2 separate regions of the Homo sapiens genome follow, and region 1 is linked to region 2. Evidence: chromatin loops called from intact Hi-C (ENCODE). Cell type or tissue: heart right ventricle. All regions are shown on one strand. Region 1 overlaps PPARGC1A (PPARG coactivator 1 alpha). Region 2 holds the start of PPARGC1A (PPARG coactivator 1 alpha).

Region 1 (8,000 bases), 71 kb after region 2:
CCAGTTGTTTATTTAAAAAAAAAAAACTAATAAAAAATATTGAAGCGCTTAAAAAACTTAGACTAACTGAAGAGCTCTTAGGCAAACTTCTGAGTTGGTTGCAAATGGTGCCCTTGCACTAAGTGCTTTAAGTTTAGGTACTTGAACCCCACCAAAAAGTGAGTCGTGGGATGTCTAAACAAGAAATTCCTTGGCTCTGGCCATTGCTGATAAGGTTAAAGGAACAGTACATTAAACAAGATGCTTTGAACCAGAACTATGGTGCCTACCTGCACCGTGGTCATTGTTGCTAGTTTAATTTCACACTTTGTGTTTGCTAAATTACCTTCTTATGAAAGGTCTAATGCATGATTGCATGACTTGGTCAAGCAGTAGAGTAGTTAATTTCATGGTGTAGATATATAGTGTATGTGTGTGCAGACTCACACATATGTACATATATACATATTTTTATAGGCATGCACACATAGACACAAATCTTTACTTATAAGCATATACTTAACATCATTTCTTAAATACATAACACTATTTCTTAAATACATTATAACTTACATATATGTTTAGGAGTAGCTTTTGTGTGTATATATGATATGCAGTAGAGGCCTTCTTATCTGACCAGTGAGGACCAGCAATTGGTGGGTTTATTAAAAAAGTTGATTCAAGCTTATACTGTTTTATTTTACCTTTGCTTAAAACACAAAAATATACATTCAAATATTACAGTTTTGGTAGAAGATGGAGATCTTTACCTTAAGCTTATTTTTTACTATTTGGGGGTCTATTGATTCATCTTTCTTGTATAAACCACACTAATATATTATTATATAATACATATTATAGATGGTAGCCACTTTTTATTGCTTGCTCCTTGAAGGAAAAGATTAGAGACATTGGTATGGTAGTCTGAATTCTTCTAGATTTTTATAATTTTTCAAATATTTTCCAATTCCACCCATCCACAACTAATTTGATAACACTTCTTTTAGCAATGACCTTTTTTGAGTTTTTTTTTACAGGAATATTTTTCCACACTCACATTTCATTCATTTACAGGAGATTTTACCATCTTACATAATTTCAATCACCAGTACAATGCACATGAACTGTTTAGTCTATTGGGGTACTGAGACACATTGATAAGTAGCATGAAAGCAAATATTATTTACTGGATATGTTCCACCACCTTCTAACAAAGGTAGGCCCAGAAAGCAGTTTTTAGTTTGTTGAGTGTGATTGTAATAGCTGTACAGATATAAATTGGGGAAGCTGAAGTAAAGCCCAATTGCATTTATGTAACAGAAGTGATTTAGAGCTTTGGAAAGCAAGGAGATGAGGACTTGAAAGATGCTGAATGAGGCTAGAAGGTAAAGTTTGGAACCTTCCTGGAGAATAACATAAAGAGGAGATTGAGGGAGATTTGTTTTTTCTCTAGAGATATTCTGGGCTTGAAATGCAGTGCAACATATAATGTCTACAATTGTCATCTCCTCTTAAAATCTTCAGCAAAATTGGTCGCTTAGTAGTGTTTGAAGATTGTGACAAACACTAATTGTACCTAGAAAGAATCACAAAGGGAGAAAAAGAGTTATCAAAGGGAAAACACTGCAGCATAGTTCAAGTTTAAAGACATTGATTGGCCAAAAGAGTTTTTTAAAATGATAAAGGCAGTTAAAGGACTGACAGAAATATTTAGGCAATACTATCATCCTAGTGAATGACAGAGGTGATTCATGGAAAGGAATGTGGAGGAAATTAAGCTCTCCATAGGCTAACCTGACTTGGAGAGCCTTCAGGGAAAACAAACAAACAAAAAAAATGCACAGATTTTGAAGCGTAGGGGTGGAATGGAGAGAAGATGTTGATGGAGCAGAAGCAAGAAAGCAGGAAACCAAAGGGATGCTCAGATGACAATGAATTTGGCAAGGACTGTGAAATCAATAAGGAGCAACAAGATGGCACACACACTTTCCCTCCTGGATCTTTTGATTGCTAAGACTCTTTTCTACATCCTTGATCTCTTGTACACCTCAGTTTCCTCCATTTCAAAGTCATATTCATAACTACTGATAAAATTGTCTACTCAAAAGACTAAAATATAGGTTGAAAAATAAAATTGCCAGTATGCAATCATTTTTGACACACAAAAATGGAATTTTATGTGGTTCGATCTGAAGTAAAACAGTTTATAAGCAGCAAAGCTTCAATTAAAAGTAGTATATCGTGATTTTAAAGAGCAGATGGCATAGCTTGGTGAAGTTTACAAAACCTTGGCTTGGATGTTGGGCAAACCCAAGTTTAAATTCTGAATGACCTCCCATCTAGTGTGTGGCCTTGGTCCATTTACTTAACCTCTGAAAGACTAGGATTCTTATGCATGATATGAAGATGGTTACAATACCTACATCTCACTGGGTCAGTGTGAGGATTAAATGAGATAAAATATGAGTGCCCCCTTATTATATAAGTACTCAATAAATATTAGATATTTAATTACTAATTCTGAGTTAACTTCATTTGCAGTGGTCGTTGTACCTTACTTCTTATCTTTCCAACTTTTGACTGGTTTCACCTCTTCCCTTTTATTGCCCTTGCTGTGTATCCTCTTTGGCAATCTCATATATGAAGTTATTTATTCTTTTTCTGTGCCTCCCCCACCCCCTACTATTTTCACATCAAATTGAACAAATACTGCTTTTGGTGTAGGTATGGAATTTACCAAATCAAGGCAGAACACTCACTGATTTGAGATTCTCTCAGCAACAGCTACTTCTATGACTACAATTTCTGGCAATCAGGCACTCCCTAAATAGGTACTTCACATACAGTATCTTCCTTACTTTCTGCCCATTTCATTGTTGAGGAAAGATTTATACGTTGACACAAGCTATCTAATGGACCCTGGGTTCAAAGCAGGTCTGCCTGAAGAGAACTTATATCTCTTTCCTGAAGTCTGAATTTTAAAGATAGTAATTGACATATGTTATGTTAAATAGGCTTCATTGCACTTGCCAAGTGTCATTGATTGGTACTGTCTGCCAGGAGCATCGTGTTGAGAAAGATTCTAAGGCCAAGTCTGTGCTCATGGGGAATGTCATGATCAATTAGTGATGTCTACCATAGGTGCAGCAGGTGGGTGGCAAGGGTAGAAATAGCATTTATATTGGTGGTTTGTTGATCCTTGGTCTACAGGCTTAATCAGTTTGACTGCAGCAGCAGAAGTGACCCAAGCTTTGGCTCAGGCCTTCTGGTGTCTTCTTTTTCTTTACTCTCACAAATTTTGGTGAAATTTTCCAAATGTTTAAGTGGAAATGTAAGGAGTCAACAAAATTCTAAGACCTCCAGAATAATGCCTCTGCCCCATCTGCAGTGTCTTTGAGAAACAGGAGGGATGAGATAGGAAGTTTGCTTTATTAGGTATTGCCAGCTGGTCTGACTTCTTTGTGATTGTCCTAAACTAGCTCATTTTGGCTGATAAAAAAACTCTTCTCTTTTACAGGTGTAAAAACTAATTTGATTTCAAAATAGCTGTTAGTAAAGCAAGATGAGAGAAAAGAGAATGCTCTTTTGGCAGAAGGCATTTAAATCTATTGCATATGGAGATTTTCAGAGTGCTACACTTTTTTGTTTCTGAAATGGGAATGGCAAAGCAATGTCAGCTCAACAAGGTGACGGTTTAAACCACAGACACGAAGGAATTTGGGTAGGGACCAAAGTGACCCCAAAATTTTATGTATATGTATATATAGTTTTTATTTGTTATTACTGTAAACATTGTAACAGCAGTAGAACTATTTTATAACTGATAAAATGAGAAGAGCAAAAAATATAATCAGATGTCATCACCCTAAAACAAGTAGGCCTTCATAATTTTTTTCTCCATTGATATATGTTTTTCCACATTATTTTCATCAGAGGGGACATGTGATTTGATGTTATTTATTTTTTACTTAATTTTTTCTCTACGCTTTAATCAGCAGTCATTCAAAGTGTACTTTAGTAGACTCACAAATAAACAACAACAAAATACTCATTAACCAATTTGTAACTACCACTTTTATGTTGAATTTTACATTGCCTTTGTGGACTCTCAATTTAAAAGTTCACTTTGCTGGAAAAATGTACTGACAAACAGCATAAATATTGACAAACGGCTGTAGCCTTTTGGCATACATACTCCTTGTGTATGTGACATATCTTTGGGAAAGTGGACCAAAGTAAAATATGGGTAGTTGTCGGTAGTTTTAAAAGGAAAAGCATAGCATCAGAGAACTGGAAGGTGATTTTGACAGGCCACATAATCTATTCCTGTGCTTCAAGAATCTAAGAAAGGAAGACCCAACAAATTCTTTTTACAGCCCATTCCAATGCTTGGCGACTCTTACTGTCAGAGATTTCTTCCATATTTCAACCATATTCTTCATTTTCTATTTTCAATTTCATTCATTTTGACCCAGTGTCTATAATGACAATTCCTTTATTCCTAATTTTTCTTCTCTGGAAATGGTACCATCCTATTTCTTGTAAGCCAAGGATAGCAAAGGAATTTTCTCTCCCACATCAGCTTTGGGGTTTGGCAATAGCCACCTGAAATGCCAGGTTCCCCTTACCCATCCTCTATCCCAGCTCTGTGGGGAATTTACACAAGGGTCAATTAATGATATCTTCATCTTCCATGAGCAAGAGTTGGGGAATTAGGCTTATGTCATAGGAATGTTCTGAAGCTTTTCTCCAAGGCCAGTTTGTTACCCAGTAACCAGGGGTGATAGGAGAAATACTTAAAATGTACTGGAGGCAGGCCACTCCCAAATGGACTGTGGCCAGCCAGAGGACCAGCAGGGTCTGTTGGATAGTCTTCTGTGCCAAGTGTGAACACTTCAGTTGCTGGGTCTTGTGGAGCTCCAGTGAGTCCTGGGGAAGTAGGTGCAGAAGGAGAGAACACTAGGGCAGCTTTTATCTACTGAATATTTTAACAACTGCTGTAGAGGTAACGGTTGGTACTCAGTGAATATCAGCTTTCCCTCTGCACTCTTGACACCCACTCCAAATTCATGAGGCCTGAAATATGTGAGTAGGACAAGTCACACACCTCTCTTTGCTCAGTCTTCCTATTTTGGTGTGTTTTTAAGCAACTTAGAAACTCATCTCCTAATTTTTTTTTTCTTAAATACCTGAATTGGCATGCAACATATGCAAAATCCCACTGTTAAACAAACTTGAAAGTAAGTTGCAGATTTTGCAGTACATTCTGCAAAATGTTATAAACTCCAAAAAAAAAAAAAAAAAAAAAAAAAAAAAGATGCCATTGGTGAATAGCACATCACAAGAAACAGAGCCAGGGACTCACCATTTATCAGAGTCATTCAATTAAACAAACAAACCCAAAAGAAAACTCCTCCAAGAAAATCGTTTCATAGCGATAATGAAAAACAAAACAAAACTTGTCTTTGCCTTTTTTTTTTAAATAAAAGGGCTGTTTAAAAAGATGACTGTAGAGTATGTACCACTTCTCCCAGATTTGCTGTGCAGAAGTGCGTAAGTGTGAGTGATGTAGAGGTGCTTGTTTATTATGGAGCACATTTCAATGCAGTAATCATAAATATTGCTAAGGTTGTGCTCTGTTGAAATATGACCTACATACTCTTGATTGTTTGTGTTATGTGATTTGTCTGACACCCATTACATTCTGGGTAATAGCAGCCATTTGTTGCTCTGCACAGCAGGCTCTTTTGACAAAAGAAAATAGGCGGCAATAAAAAAGCTATAGTCTGAATTACATTCTGCACCGAGCTGCACTGCTGAGAGTTTGTGCAAGTGTGTTAACAATGCTCGGAACTGCCTCTTGTCAGCCTTCAGCCTGTAATGGCCATCTGTCCTCACATAAATCTGTCAAAACCTGCTAAGTTCAAGAGAGAGCATGGAATATACCTTGTACTGTCAACACCAAAATGTACACATTCCCCAGAAAATCAACACGCAGGAAATAATCCAGAGGTTATGGGAGGCATTAGCACTGTTGATTTGGGCTTGTGGCATGAAATCGAGAGTCCAGAGATTAGTGGGAAGATGAGCAAAGGTAGTGGCATCAAGGGATTGAGCACTGACCTCCCTCTTACTTCAGGGGGGAAAGTTGTGGGTAGCGGAGGTGAGGCTAGAGAAATAACAACTAGTTCAGAGGCAGCAAGGGGTTGCCTGTCTCATCAGCAGCTCTGAAAAGTTTAACACTATGTTCAAAGAAAGAAACATACTTCTTGCACCTTTGTTTTGTTTTGTTTGGCTTTGGGTCTCAACTGTATCTGGAGATAGGCTTTCCATTAGGGAGGCACTTGGTGATAGGAAATCTTGTCATCCGTGAGATTTCTCAATCTTGCTTTGAGATATTCTCCGGTTAGAGATGTTTCAGTAAACAATGAAGGGTTTAGGGAATTAGCCAAATTATTTTTCTCTCTCCATCTACTCACTAATCTTGAAATATCTTCCATTCAATAAGCAAATATTACCTATTTGTTTCAACAAATGGTGCCCGCAGAAATTTCCAGCCCTTATATTTTTACTCACAGGGCATATTTGATGGTCTCTGGGTGTTTCCATCAATTTTAAGTGTATATGCAGAAAAATATACTTATGTCAAATTTTAAAGAAGCGCTTTTCTATTAAAATCGATTGTGAAGTCCCTGGAGGCTGAGTCCCTGAAATAGCAGTATCTGGTGTCATATCCAGCACATAGTAGGTGTTCAACGAATGTCTGTTCAATGGCCACAGGCTGTCTAATGTGTGACAGAGGTAAAAGGCTTTGTTTTTAACCCAAAGAAAGTACAATCAAGGTGTCGCCACTCCCCAGAGCAACTTGAGAACCAGTTATTTAAGCGATAATGAGCTTGGGTACTAGGACAAGGGTTTCAAATTTTCAAGACTCAGAAGGATTTCTATATTTGAAATCCCTAGATACCTGAGCTATTTTTAGAACCAGTCGCTCTTTAATAGTGGCCTAATTTGGCGTTCCTGAAGTTTAAGGTTTCTTTTTATAAATCTAAAATATCTGTCAAGATATGTATACCTGAGAGTACAAAGTGGCGTGCGGCAGACACTCTAGGGCTGGGGTTCTCAGATGTGGCCTGTGAAGCATCTCATTAAAAATGTTTACCCGGTTTCCCAAGTGATTCTTGGGCTGCTGAAATGTGAGACCCACGACTAAAGGAGAATCTAGAAAAAATAAAATTAGTACAAAATAATAATGCAACAAATGTGCCCAAGCAACATCCTGCAAAGCGCTTATAACTGATTTGGAAAGACAAGACATAATTCACATTCGAAAAGAGATAAGCAAAAATGTATAGTAATATGTGATTGGTATCAATAGAGGGATCCTGACAGTAAATTACTAAAGAAGTAAAAATTACCCTAGCTTGGGGTGATCATGCAAAGATTTACGGAGTTGGATATGAGGATGTTGAATGCCATTTCCTCCAATTCAAGGGCTATGTCATTGGACATATTTGATTGGTATTTACTCAGCAAAGAGAGATTATTCCTCATTATTTCTTTAAGTATCTTAGGCTCCTAGGAGGAATATTTGAGAATGTGCTTTTTTTTTTATCTCGCTGGGAATTGCAAGTGGTAATTGAAGGTAGCATGTAGAAGAAATCAGTATGCATGAATAAGGCAGTGCAATTCGTAAATAAAGCAAGTGAAAATGGAGAGAAAAGATAAGATTGACCAAATAGGAATTTATTAGGTTGAGTAAAAGACATACTTATCTATGAGAGAGGAAACAAGAGTTGAGTGTGCCTCAGTGGCACAGATGTTTCATTCAGTCATGTAAGTCACTTCCTTTGCTACAGCAAAGAGAAGGGCAAAGAGCCATCCAAGAGCAGCTGTTAACAAAGGGAAGCCTTTTTGAGACTCAGGTGTGACCATGAGTGGAGTACAGTGTCCCATTCACTTTGTGTTTGCATTTCTCTGTCTTTCTGAGATTTTCTGAGTTGGAACTCCGAAGTCAAACC
Region 2 (8,000 bases):
CAATATGTAATATGCCTTGTTCAGTTCCACTTAAAAAAATTGCTAGATAATCCTATTGAACATTTATTGTCTAAATAATCAATAACTGTCTGCATTATAGATAAATTAACCTGGAATAATTAAGGTAAATGAAAATGTGGATTCACAAATACAACCGAGTTGAACATCAGACAAAATCAGATTTTAACCACCCTTTTATTATCTCTTATCTCTGTGCTTAATAAGTACAATTGTTGCTTTAAGTTTAGATTAGTCCAATTGACTGCAACTCAGATTAACTTTCATGTTATTTTTTGTTTTAATATGAAAAACACCAAAAGCACATTTTGAGGTCCAAATTAAAATAGAGGCTGACTCAGTTCCATAGAGCCGGTCTGCAGAAGGTTTTACTGGAGATGAGAGATGTTTTTGCTAAGGTTGTCTATCATAACTTGTTTATTAAAAAAATAAAAATAAATGCTAGGAGACATTCAAGCTGTCTTGATTTTCCTCTAGTTATTTCCTCAAAGGTTCTTTGTTCACATGGACATCACTGTGGCATTTTTTTCAAGCAAAATGAGGTTTAATTTTATAGTATTTATAGAATAGAAGTCTTTGTTATATCCTATCCTGCTACCAACTTTTGTGTTCTATGCAGTCTCTGCTTCTAACCAGAGGCCCAAAGCATGTGTTTAGAAACTGATGTGGGGTATCAGGATCAATTAGTCCCTCTAGGAATTAAAAGCAAGCAATTGAATGCCTGTTAACAATGACTAACTTGAAAAATATTAGCAATTCTAGGCAGGCCCCTTTGCTTTCTGGACGAATGCTCTAGGCAGGCAGCATTCCCAGGAATATTGGTTTCCAGCTATGTAGACTGTCCCTCAGTTATAAAGTTGCCTCCAGGGTCTTTGCTATGGCTTTGATTTGAGGATGATTATTATTCTTATGGATGAAACTTTAGTTCTTCCTAGAAAGGCTTTCAGCGATTTGCATGCTCTTTCCAGCTGCCCTCCAAACCTTGCCCAGCCTTATTTTTCTCCATCATAAAATGGGTACACAGGTCATTTTTATTGGATAGTTTGGAGGACTAAATTGACTGAGATGTGGTATATGAAGTGCTGATCTTAATGTCTAGCCCATACGTGGTCTGCTGTATATGTCTTGCTTTCCACCTTTCTTTCTTGAGAAGTTTCTGCATACATATATTCTTATGTAGTTATTGTATAAATAGTGTATATGGAAACATTCCCGAGGTTGTATTTTCCTGTTCTTTCTTGATTTAGAAAACTAAAACTACAGTAATTTTCTGCTGTGTGTAAGAGAGAAAATGTGCTTATGAACTGTATTCAGCAAACTTAAAATGTTGAAGCTCTTGGTCACCTTTTTATGCCCAGTAATGATAAACTGTCAATTTGCTTACGTTATTTGGGAATTTACTAGCAACTTGCTGCAGATATCACAGTAGACACATCTCTTATAATATGTATGATCTGAAAGAAGCAGCAGTCTGGTAGTTTTTTGTTTGTTTTATTAAAATAAAAACTTATAAACTTATAAAAACAAATGAACAAATATATTTATCCTAATAGCTCTTCTGAGTTTGCTTCTGAAATCACCTATATTCAATATAGACAACAAAACCAATTGTTTTTGCTATTCTCTGAGGTTTTTGAGTTTGAGGGTTTGAATTTGATTCTAATTTTTAGAAATGGGCAGTTGTCTGAAATATGGAGGGATGGGAAAAGCCTTTAATTTGGAGTAGGAGTGAGGAAGGAAACCCAAATGTTATACACTTCAGTCAACGTATTTGTTAGAGAATTGAATTATTCTCTTGAGGTTTTTTTTTTTCTCTTTGTTAGCAACTCGAGATAGATTCTCCTGCCTCTACTAATATTGAAACCCTGGAAAATGTTAACAGAACTACAGAGGGGAGAAATTATCAGGATGGAATGTAGGCTTTGTGTAGATATGCAACATTGGGGGCACTCAGCAGATGTTAATAAATACCTCTTTCTATTGTTGAGAAAAAATGGGTTTGATTTGGGTGTGAACTGCAGTGGTCAATGAAAGGAACTTGTATCTCACCAGGGTGTGTTTTAAGCAGTAGAAGAGGAATCTGGGTGTTGATCCAAGTGACGTTGGTTTTTCATACCAAATTATTCCCCATTTTTAAGGGTTGTCATCCCCCTAAAATTGTAAGCTCTCTTGTGTCCATGTCATATGCTTTCTTGGCAGTCCTTGTGATACATGGCTGTGCACACAGTAAGGTTTCAATAGATCCTTGTTGTCTGAAACCAGATATTTGGGAATTTTGGAGACAGAGTTGACGAAGGGGTGAAAGGAGGGCTGTGGGTAGAGAGTAAGAGAAATAGTCAAAGCAGAGAGAGAATTAAATAGAGAAATGGCCCGGGGAACCAGAAAAAAACCAAGGTTGGTGAGCAATGAACCATTTAAGTTCTCCTGAGAAAAGAAAAAAAAAAAAACTGGACTGAAGAAAAAATTTAATCTGAAGAGTTAATTAACAAAATTATAAAACCTCTAAAACATCCCTCTCATTACAGTTGTAGTTTTAAGACAAAAAAAAAATATCGTGGAAAGCACTCTAATTTGTCCTAGGAATCTATTTAATTTTGATTTGTCCAGTAATAGAAATTTGAGGGGGAAATGCAATATACTGTAGTTTATGAGTCTTTTAAATGTTGTTACTTCTGAATTCCATCCTCTTTGTGATAGTGAGAGTGAAGAAAACACAAGTGTATTTGAAATCACTTCTGGTTTCAGTGCATGTGCTGATTTGATTTTTTAGAAGTAGAATTAGATGGCAAAAAATAAGAAAACCCTAACAATACAATCTGGGCAGGTTAGAATATCAAAAATTATAACGAGCCTGTTCTAATGTAAAGAACATCTCTAAAAGATGTGAATAGGTTTTAAAAATATGATGAATATCTAGCATTGGATAAACACAAATAAAGGTATCAGTGAATATCACAATGGAAGAATCACATGATAATAATTAATAAACATTGACTCTTCTTGGCCAGGTGACCAATATTATTTCACAGTTGATCCTTGAGGGCAGAGCCAATGACCTTTGTCCTGAATTTTAATAATTTACTGAAGTTTTACATTAAATCAGAATATAATTGGGAAGAAAATTAGTGTTTCTTTGTGGGGAGTGCAGAGTAATGCCACTAATTGCTTGTATAAAAGCATTCCCGAGGTTGTATTTTCCTGTTCTTTCATTAGAAAATTAAAACTACAGTAATTTTCTGCTGTTTATAAAAGGGAAAATGTGCTGGTGAACTGTATTCAGCAAACTTAAAATGTCAAAGCTCTTGGCCACCTTTTTATGCCCAGTAATGATAAACTGTCAACTTCCTTACATTATTTGGGAATTTACTAGCAACTTGTTGCAGCTCTCACAGCACACAAATCTCTTATAATATGTATGGTCTGAAAGAAGCAGCAGTCTGCTGGTATTTTGTTTCTTTTGTTCTTTCTTTCACTTTAATATTTGAGCAATTTAATATTTAAAATATGTGTTAGGGCAAATAACCATGTTTTTCTGTTTAAGGAGATGGACAATGAAGAACAGTGTAAATTAACCTCAGTAGAATAATGCTTTACAAATTATATTTAGGTAACTGGGGGATTGTTTTCAGGTAAATTATTATCAAGTAAAAGAATTGAGCTGATTCTAAAAGTATATTGGGTTTAACATTTTATGAAAACATGTTTATTCACACAGATACATACACGTGTACATCTCCTGGGAACTTGGAAGGGTTAAGTCAGACCACTGTCATGTTACAGGAAGTGTTTTTCCACTGTGTCCAGTACCTTGAGTTTGTTATGTATTCAATATGTAGTGTCATCATAAAACAGTTGCACCTACCTGCATTAGCCCTCATTGTCTCAAGGTACAAGCTGAAAAATAATAGAAAGTAAAGCTCAGGAATTGAATATTTCTGCTAATAGTGTGTTGGTATTTTTCCCTCAGTTCACAGACATTCTTGATTTCAAAACGCAAACTACACAACCCAGGGCACTAGGGTTGGAATTCAATGTTTATTCAAAAAGGCACCCTAAGGCAGTTAGGGAGGAAACGCTACATGTATGAAAAATAGGAGCCGGGAATCAAAGCTGATCTGAGCAGAGCAGCAGCGACTGTATTTACTAACACTTGTTTTCTGGGAGCCTATGAGAGAAATGGAAATAATTAGAAGGAAGCTGAAAGGATGGGGTTTTGTGGCTTGTTCTCCTTATATGGAGCAAAGAAAACTGCAGCAACTCTTCGGGAGCTGGTATTCCCTACTGCCATGGGGGCAGCCGAATTCTGGGTGGAGGAGTTTGTTTATACCTTAACACATACAGGCTATTTTGTTGATTAAACAAGCAAAAAAAAAAAAAAAAAAAAAAAAAGCCCCGTTTGCGCTTTCAAACACTCCCTCAATGAGAAAATGTCTCATAAAAATGCATCATGTGATAAGCTCTTGCTTTAGTCCCAAACTGAGCTTGAGTCCACTTGGAGATCTTAGAATTAAAGAGTTCTTAGGGAATACACGTTTTAGCTAAGAATATAGTTACTCTGTCATGAAACAGGGAGCTTTGCCACTTGCTTGTTTTGGAAGGAAAATAAATTAAAAAAAGATTGCAGGGGATTTTGGTTATTATATGGCCAGGGCTCCGTTTAGAGTCTGTGGCATTCAAAGCTGGCTTTAATCACAGCATGATGCTTGAAGCCTCCAAAAGTCTAAGTGTTTCCTTTCTTTCTTTCTTTTCTTTTTCTTTCTTTTTTTTTTTTTTTAAAGCGTTACTTCACTGAAGCAGAGGGCTGCCTTTGAGTGACGTCACGAGTTAGAGCAGCAAGCTGCACAGGGGAAGGGAGGCTGGGTGAGTGACAGCCCAGCCTACTTTTTAATAGCTTTGTCATGTGACTGGGGACTGTAGTAAGACAGGTGCCTTCAGTTCACTCTCAGTAAGGGGCTGGTTGCCTGCATGAGTGTGTGCTCTGTGTCACTGTGGATTGGAGTTGAAAAAGCTTGACTGGCGTCATTCAGGAGCTGGATGGCGTGGGACATGTGCAACCAGGACTCTGAGTCTGTATGGAGTGACATCGAGGTGAGCTGGGGCAGGGCTCGGCGCTGCAGCCACAACTGACGCTTCCCTCAGATGCTATTATTCCTGTAAGGGGGGATGGGCTTGGGCAAAGAGAGGAGCCAGGAAAGTAGTCCAGGCAGGAGCTTTTAGAAGAATCTCAATCTTATCTTAACTCCAATAAGTTTGCTATTTTAAGGTGGCTCTGAGATGGCTTGAGCAAATCAAAGCTTAGCTGCTGTCATCAGTATCTGTTGCAGTTAGAAACTCTTTCCATGTGACTTTGGCACTGTTTCTACTCATATGCAATATTTATGCTCTAAGATATTGATATGAATCAGAAGCTGAAGTCTTTCCAGTGGTGTTTAGTGGCCTGGTTGGAAAAATGCCATTTCTATTTATAATAAGACGAAGATAAAAATATTAAAATGGATGTGTTCAAATATAGTCCGTTTTGACTCTAGTCCGGATTTTTCCCCCCTCTCTCTCTGTTCATCAGACAGAGAACTTACAAAATCCTAAATAATCCTGCTGGGCTATTTTAGATTGCTTTTCCCACAGAACACAAAACAACGATGCTGCTTCCTTTAAAACTCCTATACGTGGTTGAAAGATTTGGCCAGCGAATAAAAAGAAACGCCTGGCAGTGCAAGGTTTTCCGTTCGCGTCGGTGGCAGGGAAGCCAATGGTTAAATCTTCCTGTACCACGGAGAGCTGCCTGAAGCTGAGAGAGAATAGAGTTTATGCAGGACTGTGTGTGGAGCTGCTCGCTGCTAGTGTAAAAATAGACAGCAATACATCAATTCCACAGTCTCTGCTGGCTACAATTCATACAGGGGGGAAAATAACGCAAGCAGTTTCCTCGTAATCTCTGGAGTCTAGTGGGGGGACGGAGGACCTCGGCGTGTTTGCATTCAGCACAATGGAATGCTCTCGGAAGGAAAGTTTGGGCAACTTGGGAAACAAGCAAAACTTTCTGTGGACTCTGGTGAGATGGACTCGAATTGAATTGCATGGAGGATCCCAGCTGCTAACAATGAATCTGGCAAAAGACTGCGAGTGTTTCCTCTGGGTAGCTGGGGGCACGTAGGGTAAGGGGGAGGATCAAGCCCACACGTGATTTGATTAAATAAGATGTCCATGTGGTGCAGCGATACACATCTAAAGTGAAAATAATTTGGCCAAGGCCGTCTGTGAATGCATTTTTCCTATCTAGCGAGGCATGCCCGGGATTCTTAACTCTTTGCTGGGTTTGCAAATGTTGGCTCCATTTGCCCTCCCTTGCCTTGGTAGATCGTATTTGTGGATTGTAATTGTTATCTTGTTCTGATTTCTTGGTAAGGCGGAATAGATATGGATAATTCATATGCCCTGTAGCCATTATGAGTCAGGGTTATAAGTGGCTTCAAAGTCCTAATTGCCTTTGAGTAGCCGGAGTGTCCTGTGGGTGGTTGTCTGGCTGGCACTGTGGGTCTCAGCTGCTGTAGTTTCATTTTTCCATCATGTATTATTCCTGATGCTGTTAGGAGTTGATTGAGGAACTAGATCATATGGAAATAAGGAAGATTTATTTTAATCATTGGAATTCCTGCAGTCATTTTCAAATAAACATCAGAAGCATTTAGAATAGTGGCCTTTAAATTTTTTTCTTAAGGAGGAAAGGTCTTGGCTACTTGTCCAGCCATGGATAGAGTCGCCAGTCGGCTGAGATTGGCCAGTCACTTCTCTGTTGCACTATAGGCAGCTAGCTGCTAGAAGCTTTGCCTACATGGCAGCGGCTCTGGGAATCACCTCCGCCTGTATAAAATATTACGAGCAGCAGGTAGCGTTGGCAGTTTTCATTTTTTGAATCATTAATGTTTGCTGTCATCCTAAAACGTATTATGCCCTTTTGCACATAATGACAGGGTAGTACATTGGTTAATATAGGCCTATATCACTATAGCTACTTGGAGTGCCCCGTGTTTCACAGTTTAATGAAGGTGATATACAGTAAGGTTACTAAGATTGATAGAGACAATTCACATGACATACACCCCACTAAGACTGTCATTCTTTACTGCCCCTCTCTCCACCCCCTTTCCCCTGTCTTAACTAATTTTTTTAAGAACCCAGTTTCTTTTTTCATTAATATAATTAATGTGGCCAAGTCCACTCCTTCTTCTCTCTCTCTCTTTAAAATTTACCATCAATGGCACAAAAACCTCCAAAAGGTTAATGGAGAATTATACTTAATTATAATGATTCATTATCATCAGTGCAGTTAAGCTAATTTATTGTCTGCTCCTTAACTAAGAGAAAAGTCTGTTGGGGTGAAATAACATACAATAATTAGCCTTTTGTGTTTAGTGACTGCTTTATCCTCTTAAATCTTATTATAAAATTGAGGCTACAGTTGTGAAATAGCTGTCATAGTTGCAAAGAGGCAGTAGAATGTGTCTGTGTAATTGCAATAAAGCACACCTGTTACAGAGGTATAGGGAAACAGTAAATATCAGCATGTCAGATGAGGACAGTTACAGGGCTTGGACTGTTAAGTCTGGCATTGTCCAAAGGCCAAATATAAATTAATAACAGGAACACTTGCTACCACTAATGTGTTTTAGATTAGCAGGATAATGCCACATTCAGAAGCACAGATTTTATTAGCATGTCAACATTGGCAAGAACACATGCACTTTTCTCAACCATAACATAAAAGCAAAATGAGAGAGAGAGAGAGAGCGCACGAGCGAACAAGTGAGAGGAAGGAAAGGAATATGTAAATGACAAGATAGCACCAATACAACAAATTGACCTGGTCTTTTCAATGGTTTTCAAAAGTTATTTAAAAATACATATTTATGGAAGGTTAAAGGGTTATGAGCAAGTCATGCCAAAGAGGGCAGTTAAAGAGAGGGACAGGAAGAAGTTGTCCA

Evidence for each region. Hi-C counts contacts between places; a loop is a spot of excess contacts. Peaks named below come from ENCODE experiments on the same cell type or tissue, not always from the same donor. Only the 100,000 strongest peaks of a DNase experiment are listed, where the experiment ranks them.
Region 1: it touches region 2 in a loop (2.8-fold over the local background); 4 of 110 quality-filtered maps call a loop at or near these places.

What each region holds. Positions count from the first base shown.
Region 1 is chr4:23,816,135-23,824,134 of GRCh38, reverse strand. The region is part of intron 7 of PPARGC1A (PPARG coactivator 1 alpha); the gene reads left to right. Among named protein-coding and RNA genes, the nearest start is that of PPARGC1A-AS1, 51 kb to the right of the region's middle. In heart right ventricle, no CTCF peak of the experiment used is centred here; a DNase peak (open chromatin) is centred at 4,824; H3K27ac peaks cover 4,454 bases.
Region 2 is chr4:23,887,010-23,895,009 of GRCh38, reverse strand. It overlaps PPARGC1A (PPARG coactivator 1 alpha), which reads left to right and starts at 4,963. Exons shown (of 13, transcript NM_013261.5): 1 at 4,963-5,106. The coding sequence starts at 5,053. In heart right ventricle, no CTCF peak of the experiment used is centred here; DNase peaks (open chromatin) are centred at 4,989 and 5,837; H3K4me3 peaks cover 4,677 bases; H3K27ac peaks cover 4,579 bases.